Regions from separate parts of the Homo sapiens genome. Here regions 1, 2, 3 and 5 are each linked to region 4. Evidence: read pairs that join two places in POLR2A ChIA-PET (ENCODE). Cell type or tissue: GM12878. All regions are shown on one strand. Each heading gives the region's core, and the rest is flanking DNA. Links, peaks and the distances in the headings are about the cores only. Region 1 has its middle 53 kb from the start of B3GNT2. Region 2 has its middle 98 kb from the start of MIR5192. Region 3 overlaps COMMD1 (copper metabolism domain containing 1). Region 4 overlaps B3GNT2 (UDP-GlcNAc:betaGal beta-1,3-N-acetylglucosaminyltransferase 2). Region 5 has its middle 100 kb from the start of MIR5192.

Region 1 (6,215 bases), core at 1,099-5,098, 59 kb after region 4:
CATTTATTAGTACTCTAAAGTCTATTTGACAGTGTCTACAATAAAAAAAAGAAAGAAAGAAAGAAAAAGCACATAACCCATGATACAGTATTCCTGTTTTCTAAGATATATTTGTACATGTAAACAGGGATGCATGTTCAAGGATGTTCACAGCAGCATTATTTGCAATGGAAAATTGAAGACAACCTAAAAACCCACTCATTGATAGTGTAAACCAAAAAGCATCTGAGACAGGTCTCAATTGATTAAGACGTTTACTTTGCCAAGGTTAAGGACCGTGGCCCATGCTGCAGCCTCAGGAGGTCCTGAGAACATGTGCCCAAGATGGTGGGATTGCGGCTTGGTTTTAGGGAGACAGAAGTTATGGGCAAAGACATAAATCAATACATGGAAGGTATACATTGGTTTTGGCCTGGAATAGGGGGACATCTCAAAGTGGGAGTTGGGGGCTGTTTCTAGGTCACAGGTGGATTGAGAGATTTCCTGACTGGCAGTTGGTTCAAAGAGTTAAGCTCTGAGTGAAGAGTTGAAGTCAGCTTGAGTTATGGTAAGGGGGGAATGTTTTGGAAGCCAAGGTTTTTGTCATGTAGGTGAAACCTCCAAAGAACAAGCTTCAGAGATAATAGATGTGACAGTCTCTTATCTGACCTAAAAGGTGTCAAACTCTGTGGAAAAACCTAGTAGAGGAAGGAGATTCTCTAAAAAAATGCAAATTTCCCCCACAAGGGACAGCTTTGCAGGGCCATTCAAAGTATGTCGAAGAAATATATTTTGGGGTAAAATATTCTGATCTCCTTCCGGGCCTGCTGTCTGTCATGAGATGTTACATCAGAGTCAGGTTGGAATTTGATCTTATTGCTACAAAGAGTCTGTTTTGTCGGTCTTAAAATCTCTGTTTTAATGTTAATGCTGGTCAGTTGGGTCTAAACTCCAAAAAGAGAAGGGTATATAATGAGACCTTCCCCCTCTCTTCCTGTCATGGCCTGAACTTCTAACCACCCCTCTTCCTGTCATGGCCTGAACTTTTTCAGGTTTTTTTTGGGATCCCCTTGGCTGAGGGGGTACATTCAGTTGGTTGGGGAGATTAGAATTTTGTTTTTGGTTTATAATAGGAAACTCAAAAACAAAAACCTCCAGCCTATTCTAAATGGAACACTATGCAGCAGTTAAAATTAATAAACTAAATTTATATAAACTGTTGGGAGAAAAAACTTCTCTACCAATTTAGGTCCAATTGGTCGGTGGCCTGTGAATCAACTGACAATACACAGATTAACAGGAGAAAAACGTACTACATATGCGAAGGTACCCTAAAGAGAGTAGCTCCCAGAATAGCTGGGGGGGAAAAAATCACACAGCCATAAAAGAGAATAAAATCGTATCCTTTGCAGCGACATGGATGCAGCTGGAGGCCATTATCCTAAGCAAATTAATGCAAGAACAGAAAACCAAATACCACATGTTACAAGTGGGAGCTAAACTGTGGATTCTTATAGACATAAAGACGGCAATAATAGCTACTAGGGACTACTGGGGTTGAAAGACTAACTACTGGGTACTATGTTCACTACCCGGGTGACAGAATCATTCATATGCCAAATGTCAGCATCACACAATATACCTAAAGTATCAAACATGCACATGGACCCCTAAATCTATGAACACAATTAATGGCTAAACTTCTAGGTGCAAAACTAGGGATGGCATTTGGGCTGTAAAGAATGGCACAGGCTGTGGTTACCCCAGTAACCACTTTCTTCCAGGACTCACTCAAGGCAATAGGGACTTGCTTGGTCTTGCCCCTTCTGTTATGGTTCCAGGGGTGGTTGCCCAAAGGTGATGCAAGTTGATTCTCCCAGGGATGGGTCCCCAGTGAGAGCTCTCAAGCTATTCAGGGACCTTCAGAGCCAAATTCCCCTAGCATTTTGTTCAACTCTTCCCCATGTGTACAGGGACAAGGAAGGGTTTTGCATTATCCTTTCCCATTTGTTGAAATTACATCTATAAGAACTGATGAAGAGAAGGGTCAGTTTTTTCCACCTGTCTCAGGGAACTGGGTGGGCCTGATAACTCTCCCACTACATGCTCCTGGCCCCAGATTATCTGGTTACTTATTTTTAAACTTCCTGATATTAGGGGAAAAGATTTTTCCCTAAATTCCCTATAAGTGATATTTGAAGCGGTGGTACGCCACCCAGCAAATGGCTGTATCCAGTTTTAATGGTTCATAAAGTAACTTATGAAGTGACTTGTTTTCTTTCAATTCAAAGGAAGTCTGGGGAAAGGCACCATTCATTCATTCAAGATGGGGTCTCAATATGTTGCCCAGGATGGTCTTGAACTCCTGGGCTCAAGGATCCTCCTGCCTCAGCCTCCTGAGTAGCTAGGATTACAAATGTGGCAGTTTGAAAGGCACTTTCTTGGTCTATGTGGTCCGCCTGTACCCAGATGATTTGGAGCCTCACCTTTAGTCCCACCCTGGCCAGCCAAACCAGGGTCAGCCTGGGGCTCCAGGAAAAAATGAAATGTTACATGGCCTTACTTGCCTTTTTCTGCTATTCATAGGCTGATATTGGTTGATAGTAAATATAAACCCACTGGGCAAGTTCATTTTTGCACAGAGTGACAACCGTCACTGAACTCTGTTTTAAGGGAGGGATTTTGGTGGGTTTTTTTTTTTGAGACAAGGTCACCCAGGCTGGAGTGCAGTGGCATGATCTCGGCTCACTGCAGCCTTGACCTCCTGGGCTCGATTGATCTTCCCACCTCAGCTCCCCAAGTAGCTGGGACTACAGGCGTGCACCATCACGCCTCGCTAATTTTTTGTAGAGACAGGATTTTGCCATGTTGTCCAGACTGGTCTTGAACTCCTGAGCTCAAACAATTCACCCACTTCAGCCTCCCAAAGTGCTGGAATTACAGGCATGGGAGGGATTTTTTTTTTCTTTAAATTGAGATGAGGTCTCACCATCATGCCCAGGATGGTCTTGAACTCCTGGGCTCAAGTAATCCTCCCATCTCAGCCTCCTGAGTAGCTGGAACTACAGCTGTGTGCACCACACCCAGCTAATTGTTCAACATTTTTGTAGAGACAGGGTCTTGCTATGTTGCCCAGGCTGGTTTCTAACTCCGGGGCTCAAGTGGTCCTCCTGCTTCAGCCTCCCAAAGTGCTGGGTTACAAGTGTGAGCCACTGTGCTGGGCCAGAATTTATTTATTTATTATTTTTAAAGAACCTTCATTTCCTCTGGCAATCTGCTTGGGGACATGCACATGAATCTCATGGGAGAACAAGAAAACGTTTCCTTTTTGTGTTCTCCACTTTCCCTTCCCTTTCCAGAATCTAGGCCCTGGTGATTCCCTTCAGGAGGCAGGAAAGCGATTCCTTGAAGAACAACAGCCGTCACCTTCCTTCCCAGTTGAGCCAGAAAGGCCCCACAGCTCTGCCACAGATGCTACAGAAAATGTTTCTGGCCTCAACTCCCCAGGGAGGGAGTAAGCCTTGGGGTTAGTTCAGTTGCACAGTTCCACGTCTGTTAGCAGCCACTGGTTCTCTTACTCCAGCTATGTTTAGCTTTGTTTGACTATCTTCCATGGGAACACAACTGCATTAGTGTTCCTTTTCTCAGTTCTCCATTTCAAAAATTTTTATTTATTTATTTAATTTCTGAGAGGGGGTCTTGCTCTGTCACCTAGGATGGAGTGCAGTGGCACAAACACAGCCTCACTGCAGACTCGACCTCCAAGTTCAGCCTCCTGAGTAGTTGGGATCACAGGCATGCACCACCATGCCTGGCTAATTTTTTTATTAGTAGTAGAGACAGGGTCTCCCTATGTTGCCCAGGCTGGCCTTGAACTCCTGAGTTCAAGCAATCCGCCCGCCTCAGCCTCCCAAAGTGCTTGGATTATAGGCGTGAGCCACCGTGCCCCGGTATCGGTTCTCCATTTATAACAACTTGTCACCAAGAACCCGAGACCCAAGCTTGGGTCAATGGTTGTCCAGCTAGGATGAGAATAATGTGCTGGCTATCTGGGTACTGTGGACAGCCTGGAAGCCCCATGTGGCAGCCAACTTACTCATTTTGCACACTGCACCCAGAGAAGGGTGGCACTGAGTGGAAAGTGAGGCCAAGGTCATCACAAACAGCATCAGGCTCTACAAAGAGTGACAGCAACCTGAAGCACAGAGACAGGTCTAACATGGATGCAGGATGTAAGTGACGTTGGACCTAGTCTTAGGTCACATCTGCATACAAAAATCCTCACTACAGGAACTGTCATTATTTAAACACATGAGCAAGGACACAGATTTTTGAAATAAGCACTTATTCTTTTGAAGGGTCTAAAAGGTAGAATGTAGAGATGGAAGACAGTAGACCTGAAATTCCTTCCTGACCACGGCCTTGTACAAATCTTCTGCCCTGTCTGTCCAGATGTTTCCTCATTTTTGACCAGATGCTAAAGCCTCCAAATCAGTCATTCTGAGATCCATGCCAATTCTTAGCCATGATTCTAAAAATAGCCAGAATAGAAATAATATACAATCCTCATATTTATGCTTACTTCTTTAATACAAAAACAGTGTAATAACAGCATGAAGGAAATAATTTAATGATTTTAATTTTTCAGCCTAAAATTATTTTAAACTAATGGTTTCACCTTGTTCCACTTGAGTAATCAAATTCATATTTTCCCCCTTGCCATCTCTCCCCCACCTGCATCCTGTGAATCAACAGAAGTTAAAACCCTAACACCAGTGGGAAACAGAAACTAGCCAAGAGCATGTAAAACAGAAACAAGACAGGCGTGGTGGTGCTGAGGTGGGAAGATCACTTGAGCCCAGGAGTTCAGGCTGCAGTGAATAATGGTTGCACCATTGCACTCTAGCTTGGGGGACAGCGTGAGACCCTGTCTCTATATTAAATTTTAAAATATAATAAAAGAGAAAGAAAATGCCTAATTACAGTTCTTGGTGAATAAATGATGTAAATGCCCATATTTTACTACCTGCTCACGTATAGCGTTAGTATTGTAATCAGATAGTTTATGTACCAAACTTGTAAGTTATGCCAGTTGGGACCATTTATCTAACAGGAAGCAGGCCCAGGCAGGTTCCTTTGCAACAAAGGATGGTTCAATGTTGCATACAGTTGAGTTGCCATGAGAGACAATTATGGCCATCCCCAAATAAGGAAAACTTGATTGCACTTAGATAAAAATTGCGATTTTTCAAATTTTGAGGTCAAAACCTGTATACTCTACAACTAGAGGTAAGCTTAAGCTAATTATGTTCTATTTGAGTCTTCCCTTCTGCTGACTAAATCACCATTTAAAATATTTGTAAACCTTGGTTGTAAAGTTGGACACCTAAGAATTCAAAATAGCAATTGTCCCACAAAGCCCCATCCCTTCCAGTATTGTGTTCTTTTAGGAAAGTATTCAATTATCTCTCAGCTGATCCTAAGATTCCTTCTATATCTTGTCCCTTTCATTTGTTTAGATATTTACTATACACTTTGAGGCTGGGTGCAGCGGCTCATGCCTGTCATCCCAGCACTTTGGGAGGCCGAGGTGGGTGGATCACCGAAGGTCAGGAGTTTGAGACCAGCCTGGCCAACATGGTGAAACCACGTCTCTACTAAAAATATAAAAATTAGCTGGGTGCGGTGGCGCATGCCTGTAATCCCAGCTACTCGGGAGGCTGACACAGGAGAATCGCTTGAACCTGGGAGGCAGAGGTTGCAGTGAGCAGAGATTGCACCACTGCACTCCACCCTGGGCGACAGAGTGAGACTCCTTCTCAAAAATAAATAAATAAATAAAAGGCTGGGCATGGTGGCTCACACCTGTAATCCCAGCACTTTGGGAGGCCGAGGCGGATGGATCATGAGGTCAGGAGTTCAAGACTAGCCTGGCCAAGATGGTGAAACTCCGTCTCTACTAAAAGTAAAAAAAAAATTAGCTGGGTGCGGTGGCAGGTGCCTGTGATCCCAGGTACTCAGGAGGCTGAGGCAGGAGAATCGCTTGAACTCAAAGGGCGGAGGTTGCAGTGAGCCAAGATCGCGCCACTGCACTCCAGCCTGGGTGACAGAGTGAGACTCCATTTCAATAAATAAATTAAAAAGAAAAAAAAACATACAAAAAGATACTTACTGTACACTTCAGAAAACAGTATTTTCTAACATCGGTTTAGCATTTATTTCCCTTTAATTTCTAT
Region 2 (6,215 bases), core at 625-4,624, 100 kb before region 4:
AGGGTGATTATAACCATTCCATTCCACAGTGGAGAAAACTGAGATCCGGAGACACTAAGTCACTTGCTTAGATTTACATGACTAAGAATTAGTTTGGATCCATCTGGGCATGGTGGCTCACACCTATAATCCCAGCACTTTGGGAGGCTGAAGTGGGCGGATCACTTGAGGTCAGGAGTCCGAGACCAGCCTGGACAACATGGTGAAATGCCATCTCTACTGAAAATACAAAAACAAAAACAAAAACAACCAACCAAACAGACAAAAAACTAGCCAGGCTGGGGGCTTATGCCTGTAATCCCAGCTACTTGGGAGGCTGAGGAAGGAGAATTGCTTGAACCCGGGAGGTGGAGGTTGCGGTGAGCCGAAATCGCACCACTGCACTCCAGCCTGGGTGACAGAGGGAGACTCTGTCTCAAAAAAAAAAAAAAAAAAAAAAAAATAGAATTAGCTTGGATCCTACCTGAGTCTTTAAACACCAAGTCTAGTGAACATCCCCCTACACAGTCTGGCTGCCGAATCAAGAGCTTGGGTTTTTTCAGTGCTCTCATATCTATGAATGCATGCATTCTGTTTGCAAAATACCAGGCATGGATCATACCCCTCTTCATCTCCCACATCAGAGATGTGAAACGGCCGTGCAAGGAGGCAGGGCTGCCACGGCAGCAGTTTGAGTGGGTAGCCAACATCTGACCGAGACTCGAATCCAGAGCTTTTTCCATGACACCAGCTGGCTGCCTTGCCCCTCACCACATCTGGAAAAAATGACTCAGGTGACAGCAGGCTAATCATGTCATCCTTGTGACTGCAGGTGCCACGTCGTTTATGAAGCACTTTAAAGTGGGAACGCTTGCCCTGGCTTTCCCCCAGGCCTTTATTAAGTAAAGGTCATGCTGTTTGTTAAGATTTGAGCACACTGGTGGCTGGCTCACAGGAAAGAGCTTCATAAGCTGTGCCTGAGATAAGGTTGCTTCTGGAGGCCTCTCTGCAGAGAAGAGCGAAGCCCACCCCCACTGCCTGGCTGGTTGGATAATAAGACTCAGAAGCTCCAGTTCTCCCTGTCCCGTCTGGCCTCTGTGAATTGTCTGACTGCACTGCCACTTTTCTCACCTGCCTGAGGTTACTGTCCCAGAACCACCTGACCGCACAAGAAAGGCGGGAGCAAAGATAGGTTCAGGCCCAGAGATGGTTTCTAGTCTCCCTCTGTGATGGTGATTTTTCTGGCTGCAAGAGGTTTCCAATCCTGTCTCCACCAATGATTCCACAACTTTCCCTCATTCTCTGTGACTCTGGATTCCAGACTCAGGGCCCCGAGGTAACCTGAAGCCTCTCATCTGGTCATTGCACTAAAACCTTGGCTAGGGCAGGTGGCTTCCTTCTATGCCCAGATCAAAGGCGTGAGCAATGCCCTCAGCAGCTTCCCCAAGGCAGTAACAGGAAATAATCCTCCTCACCAGCCCCTCCCACCCACACTGTCCCAGCAGGTGGTGTTTGCAGAGGTAGCACCAGGTAAGGCAGGTGGCAGGGGAGAGGAACTGGATTGAAACCTCAGTTGGCCTCAAGCCACCCACTGCTCCCACCTTTCTTGTGTGGCTAGGATGTTCTGTAGCACAGACCACAGGTACGTGAGAAAAGTGGCAGTCCAGTCAGACACAGAACCTGCAAAGCCACATAGGAAGGGGAGAACTGGAGCTTCTGAGTCTTATTATCCAATCAGGGAGTTGGGGTGGGATTGGTTCCTCTGCAAAGAGGCCTCCAGAAGCCAGCCTTATCTCAGGCATAGCCTTGGGAACCATTTCCTGTGAGTCAGCCGCCAGCGTGCTCACATTTTAACCATGTTGGGCAGCATTCGCAGGCCGCCTGTTGTGAGGCAAGAAGCCTCCGCTGTTCTGGAGGAAGCCCACGTGGGGTGATTCTGAGCAAAGTCATTATGGGTCCTGTTAGGAAACATTAATTGTGTTTATGGGTAGAACCGCCCCCAAACAAATTAGACACATGTTCTAAGGTGTCCATTTTTTAAAATCTTGGTTGAGGTTGCCCTTTGGCTCCTGGGTGACATGAGTGCTTTGTTGTCCAACATTTGTTCCTGGGAGATGGGGTTACCAGAGGTTGGAAGACCTGACCCTCTCCTCACCTCAGGCTGGAGGAAAGGCTGTAACGATGCGCTGGGAGGGAACAATGCTGCCTAGACGGGCCTGAGGCTCTGACAACAAAACACTCAGACTGGACACTAAGATGGTGGTTTATTTTCTCAGAGGGGAAAGGGTCAGACCACACCTTCAGGTGTGGAGGGAGGAGGGAGATTGCCCCTAACAGAAAGGGGTGTCCTCATGGTCTGTCATCCCAAGGCAGGCAAGGAAGAGTGTTGTGGGCTGGAAAGGGAGGGATTTCTTCCTCTCTCTGTGGAGAAAGGGGGCCTGTATATTGCTGTTGGTGGGAGCTAAAGTGGCCCCTGCCAAATGGAGGCCTTTGGGTACAAGACACTTCTCCTCTGGAGGCAGATGGAAATTTCTAAGGCTGCTTTCTTTATGCCCCAACTCAGTGGAACCTGTGGTCAGATGAGCTGTGGGGGGTTGGGGAGGGCAATGTCTCCTTCCCAAGGCCTGGCAGAGTCACTAAGTCGCCAGTCCCATAAGCTACAGAGGCAGAATCATGGCAGCAAGAAGAAAAGGGTAGAGTGAGAGTGAGAGATACTTTCTGGAGCTGTGCAAAGCTGTCCCTGGGAAACTTTCAGAAATACTCGGGAGGGGAACTCTATGGTTAGGTAGAGTTAGATGTAGGAAGGAAGTATAATTTCACTTTAGAGTTGGTAAAGTTTCAACATAGGTTAATTGCATATGAAACACTCATTTCAAAGATGAAATAACCAGGGGTTTGGAGGCCTGAGAAAGAGAAACCATGAGACGGGGGTCTTCTGTCTGAGAAGCAGGTGCAACCCTCTGGCGGTAGCAAAGACCCAGGAGTTCCTGGGGTCTTGCGTGGAGCCTCGACAGCACATGTGCCTGGATTTTGGGTAAGGGTGGCACAAGCGAGGCCAGAAGCACCCCTCCTTCTCCCTGGCACATCATAAGGTGATCAAAGAATAATTTTTTTGAAAAAAGTCAAAAGCTGGCAGGGTGCAGTCGCTCATCTCTGTAATCCCAGCACTTTGGGAGGCTGAGGCGGGCAGATCACCTGAGGTCAGGAGTTTGAGGCCAGCCTGGACAATAGGCTCTACTAAAAATACAAAAATTAGCCGGGCGTGGTGACGGGTGCCTGTAGTCCCAGCTACTTGGGAGGCTGAGGCAGGAGAATTGCTTGAACCTGGGAGGCAGAGGTTGCAGTGAGCCAAGATTGTGCCATTGCATTCCAGCCCGGGTGACAAGAGTGAAACTCCATCTCAAAACAAAACAAAAACAAAAAAGTCAAAAGCTAACCAGAGGCAACCACACATGGAAAATAGTACAACCTTATGACATAAGACTGAAAAGGTGTCAAGAGGGAAGAAATAGAGGGTCTCAGAATGGAATGTTAGCTGTCTCTCTCCCACACACATAGCTGAAGCCAAATGAGGGAAGGTAAGAGAACAGGATCCCAAGAAGGGTCACCAGCACCTCTCAGTTCGGCACAAAGAGGGCCAAGATGCTAAAGGCAGCCTGGGGAGTCCAGGAGAAGCTCCAGAGAGGAGGAGCCCCTGGGCACCATCACAGAAGCCAGCAGCGGCTGGAGGAGTGGCTGGCTGGACTTGCTGCTGTTCAGAACTCTGTGCTGTCCAAGGGAATGAGCTGAAGTCCCAGGAGGGGACATGTGCCTGCCAAGTGGAGCAGACCCAGGTGTGGGATGCTAGCCCACGTCAGGAGGGAGCCAGGCCCAGCTCTGTCCTTCACCTGTCCATGTGACCCTCAGAGCTCAGGAAGCAGGAAGGAAGTACCACCCAGTCCCCAAACTCTAGTATTGAGGAAATGACAGGTAGCTAGAAAAGGTGTCAAAAAGAATTCGTCCTCACACTCTCAGAGCGTTAGATAGTCTGATCAGACTTACCTGTGCAAAATTAAAAGAGACAGCATGAAGGCTAAGCCAACATACTAGATTTTAAAAAAGAAGAACACCAAGAAGGAGAAGGCAGAGTAGGAGAAAGAAGAGAAGGAAAATAAGCAAGAAACAGGCTGAGTGCGGCAGCTCATGCCTGTAATCCCAGCACTTTGGGAGGGTAAGGCAGGAGGATCACTTGAGCCCAGTAGTTCGAGACCAGGCTGGGCAACATAGTGAGACCCTGTCTCTATGAAAAATAGAAAAAATGACCAGGGTGTAGTGGCGCACGCCTGTAGTCCCAGCTACTCTGGAGGATAAGGCAGGAGGATCAATTGAGCACAGGAGGTGGAGGCTGCAATGAGCCATAATTGCACCCCTGAACTCCAGCCTGGGTGACAGAGTGAGACTCTGTCTCAAAAACGAACAAAAAAAGCAAGAAACACAACATGAAAAAGATAAACATATCCAGATATCTAGATTGGGAGAAATCTCTCTCCCAAGTACAGAAGAAAACTCCTGAGAATGCTTCACATTGTAGAACAAATAAGAATATATAATACTTAATTAATCATTTTAATTTAATAGTTAATTATATTAATTTAACAATTAATAATTTGTATTAACTTGGTATATAATTAATTTTAAAATATTTAATATGCTTTTGAAATTTAGTAAAACGAGAACCCAAAGATGACTTGATAAGTCTACCAAGTGAAATGCAAAGGAAATTCAGAGCTAAGGAAAAAAATTCAGGATGAAAACAAGAGCTTTATAGAGCTATTAGATAAATTAGAAACATCAAGGAAGCTTGAAATTTTCCCAGCTCAGGAAAATCTTGAGATAATTCTAGTGAACATGGAAGAAAATGACAAAGCAATTAAAGTAGTTAAGAAGATGTTGGATGTATGGAGGACAAACACAAATCAACGTAAGGATAATTACTATTGAATTTCAGGTCAACATGTTGAGCACAGGGTGAACTCCCCCTACTGCTGTCATCTCCTATTGCAAATGCATAGAAAAACTTAATAAAATATAAAAATATATTTTAGATTGATATGTCCAAGCTCCATGCAAGAAAGGGAAATCTCCAGGGACAGAGTAGGAACAAAGTCATACAGGCATCCCTCAGGCATAGTGCCAGTTTAGTTCCAGACCACCACGCAGTAAATATCATGATAAAGCAAGTCACAAAAATTTTTTGGTTTCCCAGTGCATATAAAAGTATGTTTACCCTATACTGTGGTTTATTAAGTGTGCAATAGCATATGTCTAAACAATGTACATACCTTAATTAAAAGATAATATTGCTAAAAAATGCTAATGAAGTGAGCACGTGCTGTTGGAAAAATAGCACTGATAGACTTGCTCCACGCAGGGTTGCCACAAACCTTCAATTTGTAAAAAATGCAATATCTGCAAAGTGCAATAAAGCAAAGTATAATAAAATAAAACATGCCTGTAAATGGGAGCTAAAGCCGGAAGACCCACAGGGGACTCAGACTGGATGAGCTGTGGTTGCAATTTCAATGCGTCATGAGCCCCACATGCAGCAGGAAGCCATGAGTCCAGGAGGCAGGACCATGCCACCCCTTCAGGAAGAGGGCTGCCCAAGGTTGTGGCTGAACACAAGCCATCTGCCCAGCTATCAGTGGAAACAGTCAACAGTCCTGGTCCACTAGCCATAGACTTGGTTTGAAGTCAGTGCTCTATTCCATAGGACAACACTGAAACCTCCTCACCGGAATCCTTCTTCTAAAACCCAGACCACACAGTGGAGAAGTCCCAAGAAAGATGGCTCCCATGAAAGACAAGCTCATAGGCAAGAATTACACACCCTATAAGGAAGATCAACAACACTAAAGGCAGTTTTCAGACCCCCCCAAAGAAGAAAATTTATACTTAAGGAACTAGAGATAATAGACAATCTTGAAGGGGGTTTTAAAATGTATACATAAAACTTCAGGGAACTAAATGAAAGAATAGCCATCACAAATAAGAACAGATGGTTATGAAATAAAAATAGGCAAATACGTGAAAAAGTATACATATTAGAAACGAATAATGCAGTTATTGAGGTAGCTGGATGTCTTATTTATGTTTTATAGGTGTGTGAGTTTTTTATACACAAACATTCACATGTACATATACAGAAAAAGATTGGAGGGAAATACATCAAGTGGTAAGTAATAGCTAACTCTGAG
Region 3 (4,000 bases), core at 1-4,000, 100 kb after region 4:
GTGATGGGAAGCTGTGATACAATAGGAAATATGTATGGTCTTTGTTTATGGTTTCTCACACACAGCTCCTAAAATCCTTGGAATCTCATGATAAGAGTGTCTTTTGTACGCTAATGAGATGAGTGGTGGCTGGGGGCCCCTAGATAGCTTCAAGATGGGGCTGGTAGTCAGAAAGACCAAAGCATGATTTGAGTGTTAGAAATTTCAGTACTATAGGCTGACCTTCAGGGAGAGGAGAGGAGATGGAGATTAAGTTAATCACCAATGGCCAATGATTTAATCAATGGTGCCTACATGAGACAGACACCATAAAAACCCCAAACAACAGTGTTTAGAGAGCTACCAAGGTGACGAGCACACTGAGGTGCTGAAAGGGTGGTGTACCTGGAGAGGGCATGGAAGCTTTTGGAGTTCCTCCTCCATACCTTGGTAAGTAAAGAACTTTACTTCATGAGCCATTCTAGCATATTATTGAACTGGGGGGTAGGGATCATGAGACTACCCAATTTGTAGCTAGATATAAGTGTGGGTAACCTGGGGACCATATATATATATATAGAGAGAGAGAGAGACAGGGTCTTGTTCTGTCACCCAGGGTGGAGTGCAGTGGTGCAATCAGGGATCACTGCAGCCTAGACATTCTGAGCTCAAGTGATTCTCCTGTCTCAGCCTCCTGAATAGCTAGAACTACAGGTGTCTGCCACTATGCCCAGCTAATTTTTTAAATTTTTTGTAGAGATGGGGTCTTGCTATGTTGCCCAGGCTGGTCTTGACTTTTGGGCTGAAGTGATCCTCCCATCTCGGCCTTCCAAAGTGCTAGGATTACAGGTGTGAGCCACCATGCCTGGCAGGGACTCAATACTTTTGACTGGCATCCAAAATGGGGTTAAGACCTGTGGGGTCTCCACTAACTCTGGGTAGTATCAGAATTTAATTGTAGAACATCCAGTTGGTATTCAGAGAATCAGAGAATTGGTTGGCATGCAGGGGAGAAAAAACCTATACTTTTGGTGTCAGAGGTGTTGTGAATAAAAGCCCAGAAAAGCCATTGAGGACTAAGCTCTCATTTTTTTTTTTTTTAAATCTTGCCCAAATTCCTATCTAAGAGATCTGGGGAGTCATGTCCTACAAACCATAAATTCTCATCAGATGGGTTTTATTTAACCCTATATGTCATGACTTACTTTCCAATCAGACTCTGGCATAACATTATAAGACAGGCAAAAAAATCAAAATATTTAATCCCAAAACATGTTTCTCTGCCATATCTTGAAAATGTCCCTGCAAAGCCATCCTTTGTAGGGTGAAAACCTGCATCTGTAAAGAATCTCTATTAACATAGCTAGATCTTTTTCTTCCAGGTCCTCCCAATCCTGAAGAGATTAGCTAAAGTCTAGTACCTTTTAAAGATCCGAATAGGAAATATTTTTCATCTATTGTCTCTGAGGGCAGCTACTATAAGACTTCAAAAGAACCTTGGTCTCCACAATCTTTTACCTTAACCTGGACATTTCCTTTCTGTGGATCCTAGGTCCTTAGATAAACTCAACCAATTGTCACCAGAAAATGTTTAAATTTACCTATAGCCTGGAAGTACCTCCCTGCCCCTACTGTCCCCTTCCCCGCCTCCTGCCTTTGAGTTGTCCTGCCTTTCTGAACCAAACCAATGTATTTCTTAAATGTATTTGATCGAAGTCTCATACCTCCCTAAAATGTATAAAACCAAGCTGTGCCCTGATCACCTTGGGCACATGTTCTCAGGACCTCCCGAGGGCTGTGCCACGGGCCACGGTCACTCATATTTGGCTCAGAATAAATCTCTTCAAATATTTTACAGTGTTTGACTCTTCAACAATAATCTGGTGCCCAAACACGTGGGGCCACAGAGAAGACTCAGGACCCTGAAGGAGTTGCCTAAAACCCTAGCTAAGGTACTAGCAGGGGCCCAGTGAAACCTCACCAAGTTCTAGCTTCTCCTCTGGTGAAACTGGTAAGTCCTCCTGAGTCCTGGACCTCCCATTTTGGTTGATGGTCCTTGATTTATTCTGAGCTGTTTTTTTTTTCTCTCTCTCTCTTTTCTCCTAGGAAGTTGGTTAAAATCTTAATTTTGGTTTCAGAGGTGTATTCAAAACAGTCATTCTCCATTGCCTTTTCTCTCAAAATTAATCTCAATTGGCTTGTCTGTGTGCACTTTGCGTGAGGAACTGAACTATTATTTTTCATAAGCAAATGAGAGAGTGAGTTCCTCAGCTTTGAAGAGAAAGGGCATTTTGCTCCTCCCAGCTGGAAGGCGCCCCTGGGTGACCAGGGGCCTCGTGGGAGTGTCTGGGAGGTTGACTCTCCGCAACATGCAGCGGCCCTACAGGAAACTCCCCAACAAATATTAAGAAGGCTTGTCCAGGAAACGCATATAAGGGCTGGTCGCCTGGTGTTTTGAGCCCTCTCAGAGGTGACAGACCTCTGAAGAGAGAAACTGAGACACGTAAGAGGGTAGAAACGACTCAGTGTTGAAACACTGTAAAGTGCTGCCCACAAGCAGCACATATTGATCCACCACACAAAAGCCTTAGGCCACAGGTCAATTGCTCTTAAAAAAAAAAAAAAGAGAGAGATAGCAAATAAACCCTCCAAAAGAGAGGAAAGGCAAGGAGAGCGGTCCCCAGTGGGCACCACAGCTGGGTTTATGTTTAATAATTATGGTGCCTTGACTTGCGAGTATTTATGTAAATAGGAAGATCTTACTAAAGATGACCTAGGTCTAAGGTTTCCAAAATGGGGAACTTTTGATGTCCCTAAATTGGTTTTCTTGTGTGCTAGATTAGAAAACTGAGGCTCCCGAATCAAAGAAAATGAATGGGAATCGTACTTAGGTGGCATCTAGAATCATCAAAAAGAGGAAACGATAAGCTTGCCTCTCTTTAGGAAGTTAAAAAAAATTTTGAAACTGTCTCGCCACTTCTAAAATCAGGAAGGCTCCAGAAACTGTCTCCCCTTCTGCTCCTCCTGACCCTCTGCTCTCTCTGAACTTCCTTGTCCAGACAATTTCATTTTTCCTTCTCCCTCCCCTACTCCCTTGCCTCAAGCCACAGGGGGACCAGAAATAGCTGGATAAAATAATAGAGTAGTTGCTCCTTTTAGGGTAAAACCTACAGGCAGAGGGGATCCTAACATAATGTATAGCCCCTGGACCAAATCAGAGTTAAAGGCCCTGGTACCTGGATTCCCCAGTCCGACTGAAGATCCCTTTAAGTTTGCTAAGGAATTCCAATTAACACTTAAGACTTATGATCCAGGGTTCTCTGACATGTGTCAGCTGATTGAGTTACTGGTCCCCAGAACAAAGCTGAAGAATGATTTAGAGTAGCAGATTGGAAACAGCCTTTAGAAGATTTTGACAAAATAGATGCAGCTGGAAGACAGAAATGGAGAGCTCTGCAATCGCCTCTGTGAAACTGTACCACAGATATTCTCCACGGTTACAGATTGGGCAAAGGTGAAACAATGTAAAATACGCCCAAACAAAATTGTGCCTGACTTTTATATCAGGTTTGAAAAGACATTCAAACAGTTTTCAGGAATACCCTTGGGGAAAGTAAGTGACATCTTACTAAATTCTGGGTTTATGCAAGGTTTAGATAAGGAGTTAGCAACCCTAATAAAGAGGAATAATGTGGCTTGGGCTTCCTTGCCCACCAGTCACTTAGTCAACCCTAGCTGACATCAACCCTAGCTGACCTAGCTGTCACAATCATTAAGAAAGAAAAGGAGGCCAGGCACGGTGGCTCACACCTGTAATCCCAGCATTTTGGGAGGCCAATATGGTGAAACCCTGTCTCTACTAAAAATAAAAAATTAGCTGGGTGTGGTGGCGCATGCCTGTAATCCCAGCTACTCGGGAGGCTGAGGCAGGAGAATCTTGCTTGAACCCAGAAGGCAGAAGTTGCAGTGAGCCAAGATCGCGCCATTGCACTCCAGCCTAGGCAAGAGACTCTGTCTCAAA
Region 4 (6,215 bases), core at 1,740-5,739:
GCAGGCCCCGCCCACGGCACACAGCCACTAAATGCCAGCGCTCCTCCTCTCACACTGAGCATCCAGTTAAATTGGGCTCCCTCTGGGATGCTGCCTCTTCTCCACAGTCAGACATCATCCTCCTCCCAGAGGAAAACACTTCTAGTGATGTGTGACCCTGGGTGGCAACTTCAGAGCAAGGCGGCAAAGAAGCAAACCAGCTCCCTGCTCCATCTCGGATTCCTGTCCCGCCTCTTCTCCCTTTCTCAAAGGCTGGTTAAATCCTAACACCTTACTGACAAGTGTTTCAGGACTGTTGTTTTCAAGTTGTTGCTTTTTAAGTATCAAAATAAACCATATACATTTTAAAATACGTATCCTCAAAAAAAAGTAACACTTTGGCCTTTTATCCAAATGTTCTATAAAAGGGGAGGCATCATTCAGGCCTTCGACCAAGACTTGCTTCCGTATTTAAAGAAGTGCAATAGTAACATAGCTTTCTCCGGCCACCCGCCAAGAAAAGTTTTTGTCGCCACAGTAAAAAGAGAACATGTTTGCTCAATATGTGGGCACTATTGAACTGCTTAAAAACTGGGCCTCTTTTACCAAGCAATTTGAGTCACCTCAGTTTTAAACGAGTCTCTGCACGTTCCCTTCATATACCATAGGTGATCACATATGTGGAGGGACGAGGGACCACAGCAATCCCAGTGCCACGGGCTTCCAATCTCGCCGGTCTGCCTGTCACTCTCCCTGGGGGCGTCCAATCTTCTCCCCCAGCCTCCGCTATCTCTAAATTGATGGCTGCCCACTCTGTGGTCCATTGTGACCTTCTTCTCTCTCCCTCTCTAGATGGTGCCCATGGGCCCCTAGTCGTGAGTGGGGTAGAGATGAAAATAAAGAATCATCACCCTGAAGCCGCTGGTGGCTACCTGAAGCTTCATGATACCATTCTCTGTATCTGCACTTGTTTGAAAATTTCCATTATAAAGAGTTAAAAAAAGACGATCCATCAGAACTTTGAAGAATAAAAGTTTTTTAAAAAAGAGAAACATTCAGTTAAAAATAGGAGTATTCATGAGAGATATTTTAAGTTCATTTGAAGGAAATAATTCCTTATGTGGTAAAGGAAAAGAACAAAAATATAATGGCTGCATCTCAAGAATAAAGTTACATAAAAGTTCCTTATAAACAAGCTTCAAAGACAACCATAAAATAATAAAGGTAAAAATATATCTCACTAGTTCCAAATGTTGACTATTTAGAAAGGATAGCATTTGTAACACTTCGACCCTTTCATTATTAGACAAATATATTTGAATCTGAAAATATCATTCGGCTTCCCAGTGAACAATCTAGAGCCAGACCTGGAGGGTTAAAAACACACATGCACATAAAACTCACCACAATTGTGTTATTCCCTGATCAAGACTCAAAAAAGAAGTACTTTGGAGAACCAGTTGGATGTTAAGTGCTTCTCAAAGAAAATAAACAATTAGAAAAATTTCTACCAGGCACTTTGGGAGGCCAAGGCAGGTGGATCACCTAAGGTTGGGAGTTCGAGACCAGCCTGACCAGCACGGAGAAACCCTGTCTCTACTAGAAATACAAAATTAGCCAGGCATGGTGGTGCATGCCTGTAATCCCAGCTACTCAGGAGACTGAGGCAGGAGAATTGCTTGAACCCAGGAGAAAGAGGTTGCAGTGAGCCAAGGTCATGCCATTGCGCTCCGGCCTGGGCAACAAGAGGGAAATTCTGTCTCAAAAAAAATTCTGAAGCACAAATAAACTGCAGCAAGTTTATGGTCCATAGAAATATCTTCCCAGAGCATTAACACTTTCATATTCATGAGTTCAATGGATTCCAATAATAAACATGTGAAATTGGCTGTGCAGGTTTCATGCGATTCTGCAGGGAGGTGGGAAACAGGAGCTAAGTGGGTTGCCATAGCTACAAAGACATTTGATGTCAGCTCTGGGACCAAAACCTACTTCAAGTTCTCTACATCAGCCAGTCCCTGACCCCCAACTCCCAGGATCTCCACTCCCTGTGACAGCTCTTGCTGCTTCTGGGGTCTTGCACCAATAGCAATCTCCACTGTTTCCCCCATCTTCAGCCTCTCCCTCTCCAAAGGCACCAGGCACATGCTCCTTGTCATGCCCATTTGTCCTGCCTTGACCCTCCCAATCCCCCTCACCTTCTAGAATCTTCGCAGTCCTTGCACCCTCCTGACTTTCTAGGGCACCCAATACTGCTGGCCACCATGTCTACCCCACCCCAAGCTCAGGAACCCCCAGGGTTCTCTTGCATGTTGGCAGCCTTTGCTCCTTGGCCCCATCCCACAAAATGGACTTGCTCCACAGTTCTGGGCCCAAGTCTATTGCTGGGTCTTCCCTTACCCCCTATTCTTGTCCCCTAGACATCACTACAGACTCCCATATCCCGTATGCTAAAAAATGCCCCAATATACCTGTGTCATGGCCCTTCTCCTAACCTCCCTTAGTTGGTTTCCAAATTCCTTTACACCCACCAGGAGTCTTTCTCTCACCCACCTCTTCCAAACAACACACATACATATTTCAATCTTGTACTATCCCTGCCCTGGTTTGAGCCCTCAGTTTCCCCTCTACTAAGACTAACTTTAATGAAGTGGCCTAACTCAACAAATGTCAAACGCCTACTTAAACCAAGCAGTGTTGAAAACAGGCAGCAAAGAACCAAGTCAGAGTTGATTGCTGTAAGGTTGATAAACACTTAGATGAAATATGAAGCACTGCACAGGGGATAAGGAAAGGCTGCTTTATGCCGGGTGATCAGAGAAAACCTCCTCTCAGAGAAGAGGTGAGGATAGTTCCAGGCAGGGGGAGCAGTCACCACAAAGGCCAGAGGCAGGAAAGCTGGGGGCCTTGTGCCTGGAGTGAAATGAGGGGGAGAAGGGAGGTAGGAGGAGGAGGGCAGATCACCAGTCCTGGTAGGTGACATTTGAACTCTGGCTTTCCTCTGAAGAAGACAGGGATTCTGACTGGAGGATTCTGAGTAGAAAAGTAACCTCAAGTCATTTCAGTTTTTAAAGGATCCCTCCAGCTTCTTTCTGAGAGAAACTGGTAGGGGGCAAATGGGAAGCAGAGAACGCAGGGACTGCAATGACCTGCCCGGGGTCAGGCTCGCCTCATTCACGCTCAGGCCCATCTTCCTCAATGCAAGCCTGGCCATAACTTGTCAGCACCCACACCCTCTCTCTCTCTCCCCTGACCACAAGAACTTTCACTGGTTCCTCACTACCTCCATAACTATTAACTGCCACATCTCTGCATGATCCCCGAGATTGCATCATGGCCTATTACACCTTTCTAAGCACCATGCACTCCAAACCCAATGGATCACCTGCTGTTTCCCCAAAAGACCTCTATGAGCCTTTCTGTTGTGTCCTGTTTTCTCAGCCTACAATCCCTTGAGCACTTCTACCTTCCTTTCTCTGCCTCTGAAATGTTATTCACATCCTTCAAGACCAAGCCCAAAGGCCACTTCCTTAAGAAGCCTTTCTTGGCTGCCTCCAACACATAATTGGCTTACACCTCTACCAAGGCAATCTTACCAGTTCCTGGCTGTCTCCACCACACTGCCCACTGAAGGCAGCAATCACGCACAGCCAAGCACAGTGCTAGGCACACACCAAGTGCTCAATCAATGCGTGTTTGGTCGGAGAACAAACTGCTCACTTCACCAAACATCTTGAGGTCTTAATGGAGAAGTATTCCAGGGCAGGTTTTCCGTGTTGGCTACTGTAATCTGGAGACCAGGGGACCCTCTGATGGAGTCTCTGGGGACTGTCTGCTCAGCACTAACAAAGGTACAAGTAGGGACCACAGTGTGGACAGATTTGAACTTAGGCCTACGAAGACTCTTGCCTTCTCTGCTAGACATCTCTAAGCAGGCCCATATTTTGTTTTAAATTTCCATAAAGTATTGGAAGTATGTTTTTCCTAAGGTCATTCTAGAAGTGTACAAAAGAAGAAATGAGCACTTAGAAGGACCCACATCAAGTTAATGTAGTTATAGTGGTGAGAGAGGGTGGAATTAGTTTTATTTTCCTTTACTTTATCTTGAATACTTTTTCTAAATAAACATTTAATGAAAGTCATTTAGAAAGAATGCCAAGTACTACCCAAGTTACATTTGCAGAATGAGTCCAAAAATGAAAAGTACCAAACAAATAAGGAGACATGAGGCCATGGAATTATGTAATACCGCTTACACGGTAAGATTACAAGAGCTGAAAATGTTTTAAGTGGCTTGTCTGAAGCAAGCAATTAAAATAATTGGTCCTGTGCTTTCACCTCTGAAATAATTATTTCACTAAACATAAAGCAGATGTTGTGAGCATCTTGGGCACTTATTGATGACTCTTACCCAAACTAAACTCTTCCACAAGCTCCATAATTGACCATAAACCAGTTCTCATCACTGCATCCTAGCTCATGTTACACAGGTGGCCAAACAACTCTGAATGGGACATTTCAATGACTGTCTTTAGAGAGGAAATGTCAAAAACAGGCAACTAACAAATAATACATCTTAAAGCTAAAGCTATATCAACAAAGTATTAAATAAAGATTTGTCTTCTAATTTTCAATAAAAGACCTACAGAACTTTTAATGAAATAGCTCATTTAAACACAAAAGATCTAGTTGCTTTAGTTATCACCCTGTTAAAGAAATAAAAAGGGGAAGAGGAAACTGCAGTCAGGCACAGTGCTAGGTATTCTAGGTGTAGCTTTATATTACTTTCCCCAGTAAATCTAACATAGGGCTTTATCTTCCCCATTTTACAAGTGAGAAAATTTATCCTGAAATAGTTCGTGTAATTTTAACTTTAGGCATTCCCATACGTAACTGAGACTCAGATTAAATAACTTGTCCGTAGTCACACAATAAGTGGTAAAAATAGAATTCAAGCCTATTTCACAAAAGACTACATGCCACACTGTATGACTGATTCCACTTACATGAAGTTCAACAGGTAAAACCCATCTATGATGACAGAAGTCACATCTATGATGATGTAAGAAAGAATAACAGTTCCTTCAGGGTGAGGGGGTGGGAACACGGACAAGACATGGGCGCAGGAACCTTCTGCAGTACTGAAAATGTTTATTTCTTAATCTGAGAGCTTACATACATGAGCTCATGCTTAATATTAACACTTCTCACACTTTACTGCATGTTATACATGAAGTTAAAAAAATCCTCATCTTATGGACTCCAAGTTTATGCTCTTAACCACTAAACCACCACATGGCACTCGGACAGAATCTAGCCACATGCCAGAATTGATTACCTTGGATTATCATTTTTTTCAAACATTCTGGTAAGCTACGTACATCCTACTCATATCAGAATGAAGACACCTGAACCCTCTGTTTTAAAATGCCACAGAATGAAAAGTAGAAAGTATCAATTTCCTGGCTACTGGGAATTTCCCCCTCTGTAGCCACATCAGAAAATGGTTTTTGTTTTTTTTAAGTTATAGATGCACAGAAAATAATGTGTAACATTCTTAAAGTTATATATGAAAATACCTAAAGCTAAAATTGCACAAGATACATGTTATGACTCTCAAAAGACATCTGAATTTTTGTTACAAAAATTAAGACAAGGCAAAAAGACAAAGCTGGTGGGCAGAGGTTGTTAATACTCACAGGGCAACACACAGAGGGCAAAAATCTCAACTCTTAAAATTTGTAACAAATAGAAAACTCAGTACAAATAACTTTTTCCAGCAGCAAAGTAATTGTGCCACATAAGCCCTAATAATAAATTCTCCATCAAGTAACAGGTTCCAGCCTGGCAAAGTCTCCTTACCAGTGAGTGATGATGAAATCATTACATCAATTCTCCCAAAACCTTACCCCACACATACATACACCTCTTATTCAAACAGTAATTGCCTCTCCAGAGAGAGGAATGTATTCATTCTGTAATTTGCAGACATATTTGGCAAGTACGTAGGAACAGCAATCCCACCTTAGAGAGTGGAGAAAAAGACAGCTGGGTCCACACCTTTTGGGTGTTTGTGCTGTTTTCTTTACTGGATGCAGCCAGGAAACATTTACCACTTCAGAGTCTAGTTTAATTCATGTTTTAACCTTCTGTACACACCAAAAATACCAAGCAACCAAATGACTTTAGTTTCCCCTGGGCACTTACATAAGAGACCAAAAGGCCTTTATGAGAAT
Region 5 (6,215 bases), core at 1,625-5,624, 110 kb before region 4:
CATGGCTTTCTTTTATTTTATTAATTTATTTCAAAATTATATGTATCTGAACACCTGTGAACACATCTGTCAACCCAAGATCTAATTTTTTTTTTTTTGAGACAGGGTTTCACTGGTACCAAGGGGAGTGGCACAATCACGGCTCACTGCAACCTTGACCTCTTCAGGTTCAGGTGATCCTCCCACCTCAAGTAGCTATAGCTGGGACTATAGGTGCACCTGTAACAGGTGCACCAAGCTCAACTAATTTTTTAAATTTTTATTATTTTTGTAGAGACGAGGTCTCCCTGTGTTGCCCAGGCTGGTCTCAAACTCCTGGGCTCAAGTGATCTACCAGCCTTGGCCTCCCAAATGCTGGGATTACAGGCATGAGCCACTGCACCTGGCCTAAAATATCAACAATAACTTACATTTACCTGTGTGCTTCCCTTTACCCCTTTACTTCCATTTTGTCCTAATAATTTTCTTCCTTTAAAAAATAGTTAAATTAGTGTTATCCTTAATTAATGTTTAATTAATGTTAAATTATATTTGATTAACGTAATGCTTAATAAATGTTTAGTTTTAGTTGTTTTTAAACTTGTTAGAGGGCCAGCCACAGAGGCTCACACCTATAATCCCAGCACTTTTGGGGGCCAAGGTGGGAGGATCGCTTGAGCCCAGGAGTTAGAGACTAGCCTGGGCAACATGGCAAGAACCCATCTTTACAAAAAAATACAAAAATTAGCTGGGCATGGTGGCATGTGCCTGCTGTCCCAGCTGCTCAGAAGGCTGAGGCGGGAGGATCACTTGAGCCTGGGAAGTGGAGGTTGCAGTGAGCCGAGGTTGTACCACTTCACTCCAGCCTGGGTGACAGAGTTAGACCCTGTCTCAAAAAATAAATAAATGAAGAACACTTGATAGAAAGGTATTATGTTATAGGTAGTCTATATATAATTATATTGTAAGAACAGTGTAGCATGTAGTTATAGTTCATTGCTTTAATTGTGTAATATTCTACAGTGTGAATATTTCAATTTGCTTATTCATTTACCTGTCAGTGGACATTTGGGATGTTTCTGGTTTGATTTTGTTTGTTTTTGCTGATATCTACAGAGCTCCTAAGGGTATTCTAATAGATATATCTTGATGCACACATTGGGTCATAGAGAATGTGAATATTCAATTTTATAATATAGTTAATATAGTCAATAATAGTCAATAATAATAATAAAATGTATCAATCTGTTCTCTTTTTGGTTGGTACTTTTTTGTACCTAATTTAAGAATTCTTCCCCTCTTTTTAAATATTTTTTAGCGACAGGTCTTGTTCTCTTACTCAGGCTTCAGTGCAGTGGCTCAATCGTAGCTCACTGCAGCCTGGAACTCCTGGGCTCAAGCAATCCTCCTACCTCAGTCTCCTGAGTAGCTGGGACTACAGGCACATGCCACCACACCCAGACAATTTAAAACATTTTTTTATAGAGACAGGGTCTGCTTTGTTGCCCAGACTAGTCTCAAAATCCTGGCCTCAAGTGATCCCTCTACCTTGGCCTCCAAGAATGTTAGAATTACAGGTGTGAGCCACCGTGCCTGGCCTCTTCCCTTCTTTAGTCCAAGAAAGACAGTCCTCTATCTTTTCTACCAAGATAAACAATGAAGACATGCTTTGACATTGCCCAGTTTCATTTTTCTCCATATGGATGTTTTCCTAGCTTCAGTTATTGAATAGTTCCTCTTTTATCTCCTAATATGATATAGCGATTGATATTTTAACCATAACTTCACATTGATTCTTCATAGAAGAAAAAATTTCACTCATAATCTTAATAAAACATTATGTTGACATATACCTTTAAAACATATCAATTAATTACTTTTTTTTTTTTTTTTGAGACGGAGTCTCGCTCTGTCTCCCAGTCTGGAGTGCAGTGGTGCGGTCTCCGCTCACTGCAAGCTCCGCCTCTCGGGTTCACGCCATTGTGCTGCCTCAGCCTCCCAAGTAGCTGGGACTACAGACGCCCGCCACCACGCCCGGCTAATTTTTTTTTTTTTTTTAAGTAGAGACGGGGTTTCACCGTATTAGCCAGGATGGTCTCGATCTCCTGACCTCGTGATCCACCCGCCTCGGCCTCCCAAAGTTCTGGGATTACAGGCGTGAGCCACCGCGCCCGGCCTTTTTTTTTTTTTTTTTTAAACTGAAAAGTGATCACTTCTGTAGAATATATTTCCTACTGGCTATGCCCTCCTTGGCTTCACCCATGGCATTGGGCAAGTACCTGGTTGGCCCATTGCACTTCAGTGCAGAGCCTGGAGCCAGAAGGGAGGCCCTGCCATTGGTCAGCAGGGCAGCTCGCCTCACAGCTTCATTTGGACAAGAGTCGCAGACAAGCTCAAGGGTCTAGGGGAACCAGGTTTGGAGATGTTAGACTGGGAATGGGCTAGCTCAGAATCAATCTGAATGATATGACATTGTTACAGGCTGGGTTGAATTATGTTCCCCCAAAGGATATATGCTGGCCCCCAAACCTGTGAATGTGGCCTTATTTGGGAATAGTCTTTGCAGATGCAATCAAGTTAGGATAAAGTCATACTCAACTAGAGTGGTCCCTAATCCAATGACTGGTGTCCCTATAAGAAGAGGAAAGTTTGGACACAAATACACAGGGAAAAGACCTCATAAAGATGGAGGTAGAAATGAATATGATGGGTCTACAAGGCAAGAAACGCCAAGGAATGCCAGGAACGATAAGAAGCTAGAAGAGGCAAGGAAGTGTTAAAGCAAACTATATATGTCCTGAGAAGGACTCTGTACTTCTATATTTGAGTCCTTGTGGATGAACTGTAACCTAGCTTAATAGTCAGACAAAATTGAAAACCTAATTTAGGAGTATGCGCCTGTAACAATAACTAAGTCTTGGCCAATCCCAGAGGCTATACTTCAACCATTCATACTCTGCTGAGTGTTCAAACTACGTTCAAATAAGGCAAACACTGAGCTGTAACCAATCCGGTCATTCTGTACCTCACTTCCAATTTCTGTACATCATTTCCCTTTGTCTATAAATCTTCTTCCACCATGTAGCTGCGCCGGAGTCTCTGTGAATACGCTTGATTTGGGGGCTGTCCGATTCACAAATTGTTCATTTAATTAAACTCAATTAAACTCTTAAATGTAATTCAGCTGAAGTTTTTCTTTTTTCAGAAGGCCCCTCTCCTAGAGACTCTAGAGAGAGCATGGCCCTGCCACCACCTTGATTTCTGACTTCTAACCTCCAGAATTGTAAGAGAATAGATTTCTGTCATTTTAAGCCACAGTTTGTGGTACTAACACAGACACCTTCTCCTCTGCCAAAAATAATAATTCATGTGATGGGATAAAAATGACTGGCGAGTTCCCAACCTTTCCCACCCCCATGGCCCCTAATGAGGGTCCTGGTTACACTCTCCTCAGTTCCTCCTGGAGCCCACCCTCCAAGGAAGGAGCCCCGCCCTGCCAGCCATTTGTGAGATAAAAATCAGAGGAAACGGAAACTGAGAGCCAGACCGGGAGCCCCTGCAGCAAGTGAGAGCCATGTGTGGGAGAAGACGGAGGGGGACGTGCAAGAAGAACTGTGCCTCTCACATGGCCACCGTGAGAATCGAGTGCAGTCTAACGAAGGACTACGTTCACTTATCGGTGTGAGAAACACACGTGAAAGACTTGAGTTATTTTGAAATCACGTTTTGTTTCATGGTCTTTTGACCGCATCGCAGCTCCAGCACAGAGCTGAGCCACGTGGACCGAGGCTCTGTGAGCTTTCCTCTCCTCCCCATCACTGAATGCTTTCTGCCCTCCAGGCCCCTGCTAAGTGCTTGGCAGACTCCTCTCCTGTCCTCACAGCAACTCTAGAAGGACAGTGCTGTTTTAGATGACAAAACTGAAGCCTCACAGCAAACCTCAGTGAAATAGCCAAGGTCTAAAAGCTCAGATTACCTCATGCCTAGCTCAGAACTATTAGAATAATAATTGAAGCAGCAAGGAGCCTTGAGGCGACACCTAGAAGCTGGCAACCAACCCTACTACTGGTCTATGCTCTTGGGACAGCCTTGCCTCCTGGGATAATGGCAGCTCTGTTACCCTCCAGGAGATAGAGAATGGTGTGTTTCTGGCATTGAGGCCTAGCCAGGCCAGGGTGGGCAGAGGTGGCTGCTATACAATGGGCTCTGGAGCCAGACCGACAGGGTTCCCCCCAGCTCTGCCACTCTCTAGCTATATGGGCATGTTATCTGACCTCCCTGGGCCTCTGTTTCCTCATCTGCAAAATGGGGATAATAATAGTTGCCACCTCAGAGGGCAGTTGTGAGGATTAAGTGAATTAATACAGTATGTGACATGCTTAGAACAGCACTGGACACAGTAAGCCCTTAATAAAAGCTAGCTCTTGTGATTATTGAAAAACATGATGCTCTACTCAGATCTGACAAGACCTTAGCTACAAAAAATATAAATCATCAAGCAGACTGTCTGATATGTGTATTTTTATTAAGTGTAAGAATGAACCTCGGCTGGGTGCAGTGGCTCACGCCTGTAATCCCAGCACTTTGGGGAGGCCAAGTTGGGCAGATCACTTGAGATCAGGAGTTCGAGACCAGCCTGGCCAACATGGTGAAACCCCATCTCCACTAAAAATACAAAAAATTAGCCAGGCATTGTGGTGCATGCCTGTAATCTCAGCTGCTCGGGAGGCCAAGGCAGGAGAATTGCTTGAACCCGGGAGGTTCATTCGTGACCCCTCTATCTCAATTCCTGCTTCTGTGGAATGGGGATTGCTCTCTGCCTCACAGAGATTTTGTGAGCAGGAAAGGCACAGAGTAGGACTCACAGCAGCTAATAAATAAGTTTGTCTCCTTGGTTTATAATGGCCAAGCTCATGCACCCTCAGAATAAGTACAGAAGGTGAGGAGACTGTGCAAGTAAACATGGTAGGTACAGGTGACCCGGGTCCAAGCCCCTTGTTGGGCCAGGTGTTCCCTTTTCCTTCCTCTCTCTCAGGCCTGCTTAGGGATTAGAGGGTGGGAGAGCCAGTCAAGAGCAGGTTGCCATCCTCCAGCAGCACGGAGGTCTGTGATGGTCTGGGATGTGACAGGGACCTGTGGCTGATTTCTAACCAGCCTTCTAACCAGTTGAAGAGCTGGACCAGCTTTCTGTGCTGCAGAAAGCTGCAGCGGGGTTGACAGACAGACTTGCACTCACACCCTGGGCACATCACCTTCTGCAGACCTTATGGGCCTCACCTATAAAGCAGGGATAATAGAGCCTACCCCACAGACCTCTTCTGAGGATTCCAGATGGTACTTGGGAAAGCACCTTGCAGGGCACCTGGCATCTAGCACGCTTCTGTAAAAGCCACTCGGATGCGACATTCCTAGCCCACGTGGTTGCTCTTTGGTTTTCCTTTTCTGTAAAATGGTGATGATAAAACTACCACCTCCCAGGTTTAACATGAGCATGAGATAAGGCAGGGCACAGAGGAAACGTCGATAAAGGACAGCTACGAGGGATGTTACATGCTTTTACACTTATTATTCCTGTGAACCAAGAGTTTGGATAGCGCTCCGATCCTTGATAAAGGGCCTTTCCAACTAATCTCAGGGACCACTCCTACAAGAATCACATAAGCATGGCAACTGCTCCCTGCCTTCTACAACTTCCTGGCTGGCACAGATCAGGGACTCGCCCACAGGTCTCCTTGCTAGGCAGGCTCCTCGGCCCCTCCCTGGTGCCCTGTCAGCTCTAGGCTTTCTTGCCCCCTCATCAGGCAGTGCCTACCCACCCCTCATAGAAACCCACATGTACAGAGGGACTCAGGTTCAAGGCCTTCTCTTTTTTGGTTGCCCCGTAGATAAGCACTCATGGCATTTTAGTTTTGTAAGTTTCACAGCAGATAATTACAGGAAAACAGATAGGGGATGGTCAAAAGAGCAAATCCCAGGAAGGTGCGAAGTCCTCCCAGGCTGGTCCTGACTTTCTGGGAATAGGAAGTGTTACTCCTGAAGACTGTGGCGATTCATAGGACTTTTATATTGAACATGGGACCAGGACACCGAGAGGCAGGTCAGCCCTGGAGAAATTTCAGCCAGTGCTAGTTTCCTGTCAGGAAGGGCAGGGGAGAAATGGGCAGCTTCCACTCTTCACAAAGGATAGCAGTGAATGAACTCCACTGCTACAGAGACAAACCCCTCAGGTCCTGGCT

What was found. ChIA-PET counts read pairs that join two places held together with the same protein. Peaks named below come from ENCODE experiments on the same cell type or tissue, not always from the same donor. Only the 100,000 strongest peaks of a DNase experiment are listed, where the experiment ranks them.
Region 1: POLR2A ChIA-PET joins it to region 4 with 20 read pairs; 5 of 35 experiments call an interaction of 5 or more read pairs at or near these places.
Region 2: POLR2A ChIA-PET joins it to region 4 with 11 read pairs; 10 of 35 experiments call an interaction of 5 or more read pairs at or near these places.
Region 3: POLR2A ChIA-PET joins it to region 4 with 10 read pairs; 4 of 35 experiments call an interaction of 5 or more read pairs at or near these places.
Region 5: POLR2A ChIA-PET joins it to region 4 with 49 read pairs; 10 of 35 experiments call an interaction of 5 or more read pairs at or near these places.

The regions. Positions count from the first base shown.
Region 1 is chr2:62,139,522-62,145,736 of GRCh38, reverse strand. No RefSeq gene overlaps it. Among named protein-coding and RNA genes, the nearest start is that of B3GNT2, 53 kb to the left of the region's middle. RefSeq lists an enhancer at 3,582-3,671. In GM12878, for the core only: no CTCF peak of the experiment used is centred there; DNase peaks (open chromatin) are centred at 3,496, 4,349 and 4,746; H3K4me3 peaks cover 302 bases; H3K27ac peaks cover 4,000 bases.
Region 2 is chr2:62,300,493-62,306,707 of GRCh38, reverse strand. No RefSeq gene overlaps it. Among named protein-coding and RNA genes, the nearest start is that of MIR5192, 98 kb to the right of the region's middle. RefSeq lists enhancers at 626-695, 736-805, 371-896, 897-1,424, 3,436-3,505 and 1 more. In GM12878, for the core only: no CTCF peak of the experiment used is centred there; DNase peaks (open chromatin) are centred at 798, 1,583 and 2,697; H3K4me3 peaks cover 467 bases; H3K27ac peaks cover 3,714 bases.
Region 3 is chr2:62,098,178-62,102,177 of GRCh38, reverse strand. The region is part of intron 2 of COMMD1 (copper metabolism domain containing 1); the gene reads right to left. Among named protein-coding and RNA genes, the nearest start is that of B3GNT2, 96 kb to the left of the region's middle. RefSeq lists an enhancer at 2,428-2,717. In GM12878, for the core only: no CTCF peak of the experiment used is centred there; a DNase peak (open chromatin) is centred at 2,247; H3K4me3 peaks cover 1,400 bases; H3K27ac peaks cover 2,382 bases.
Region 4 is chr2:62,199,571-62,205,785 of GRCh38, reverse strand. The region is part of intron 1 of B3GNT2 (UDP-GlcNAc:betaGal beta-1,3-N-acetylglucosaminyltransferase 2); the gene reads right to left. Among named protein-coding and RNA genes, the nearest start is that of MIR5192, 3.1 kb to the left of the region's middle. RefSeq lists enhancers at 2,670-3,170, 3,171-3,671. In GM12878, for the core only: no CTCF peak of the experiment used is centred there; DNase peaks (open chromatin) are centred at 3,295, 5,042 and 5,270; H3K4me3 peaks cover 3,803 bases; H3K27ac peaks cover 3,288 bases.
Region 5 is chr2:62,307,311-62,313,525 of GRCh38, reverse strand. No RefSeq gene overlaps it. Among named protein-coding and RNA genes, the nearest start is that of MIR5192, 100 kb to the right of the region's middle. RefSeq lists an enhancer at 3,259-3,628. In GM12878, for the core only: no CTCF peak of the experiment used is centred there; a DNase peak (open chromatin) is centred at 3,655; H3K27ac peaks cover 3,575 bases.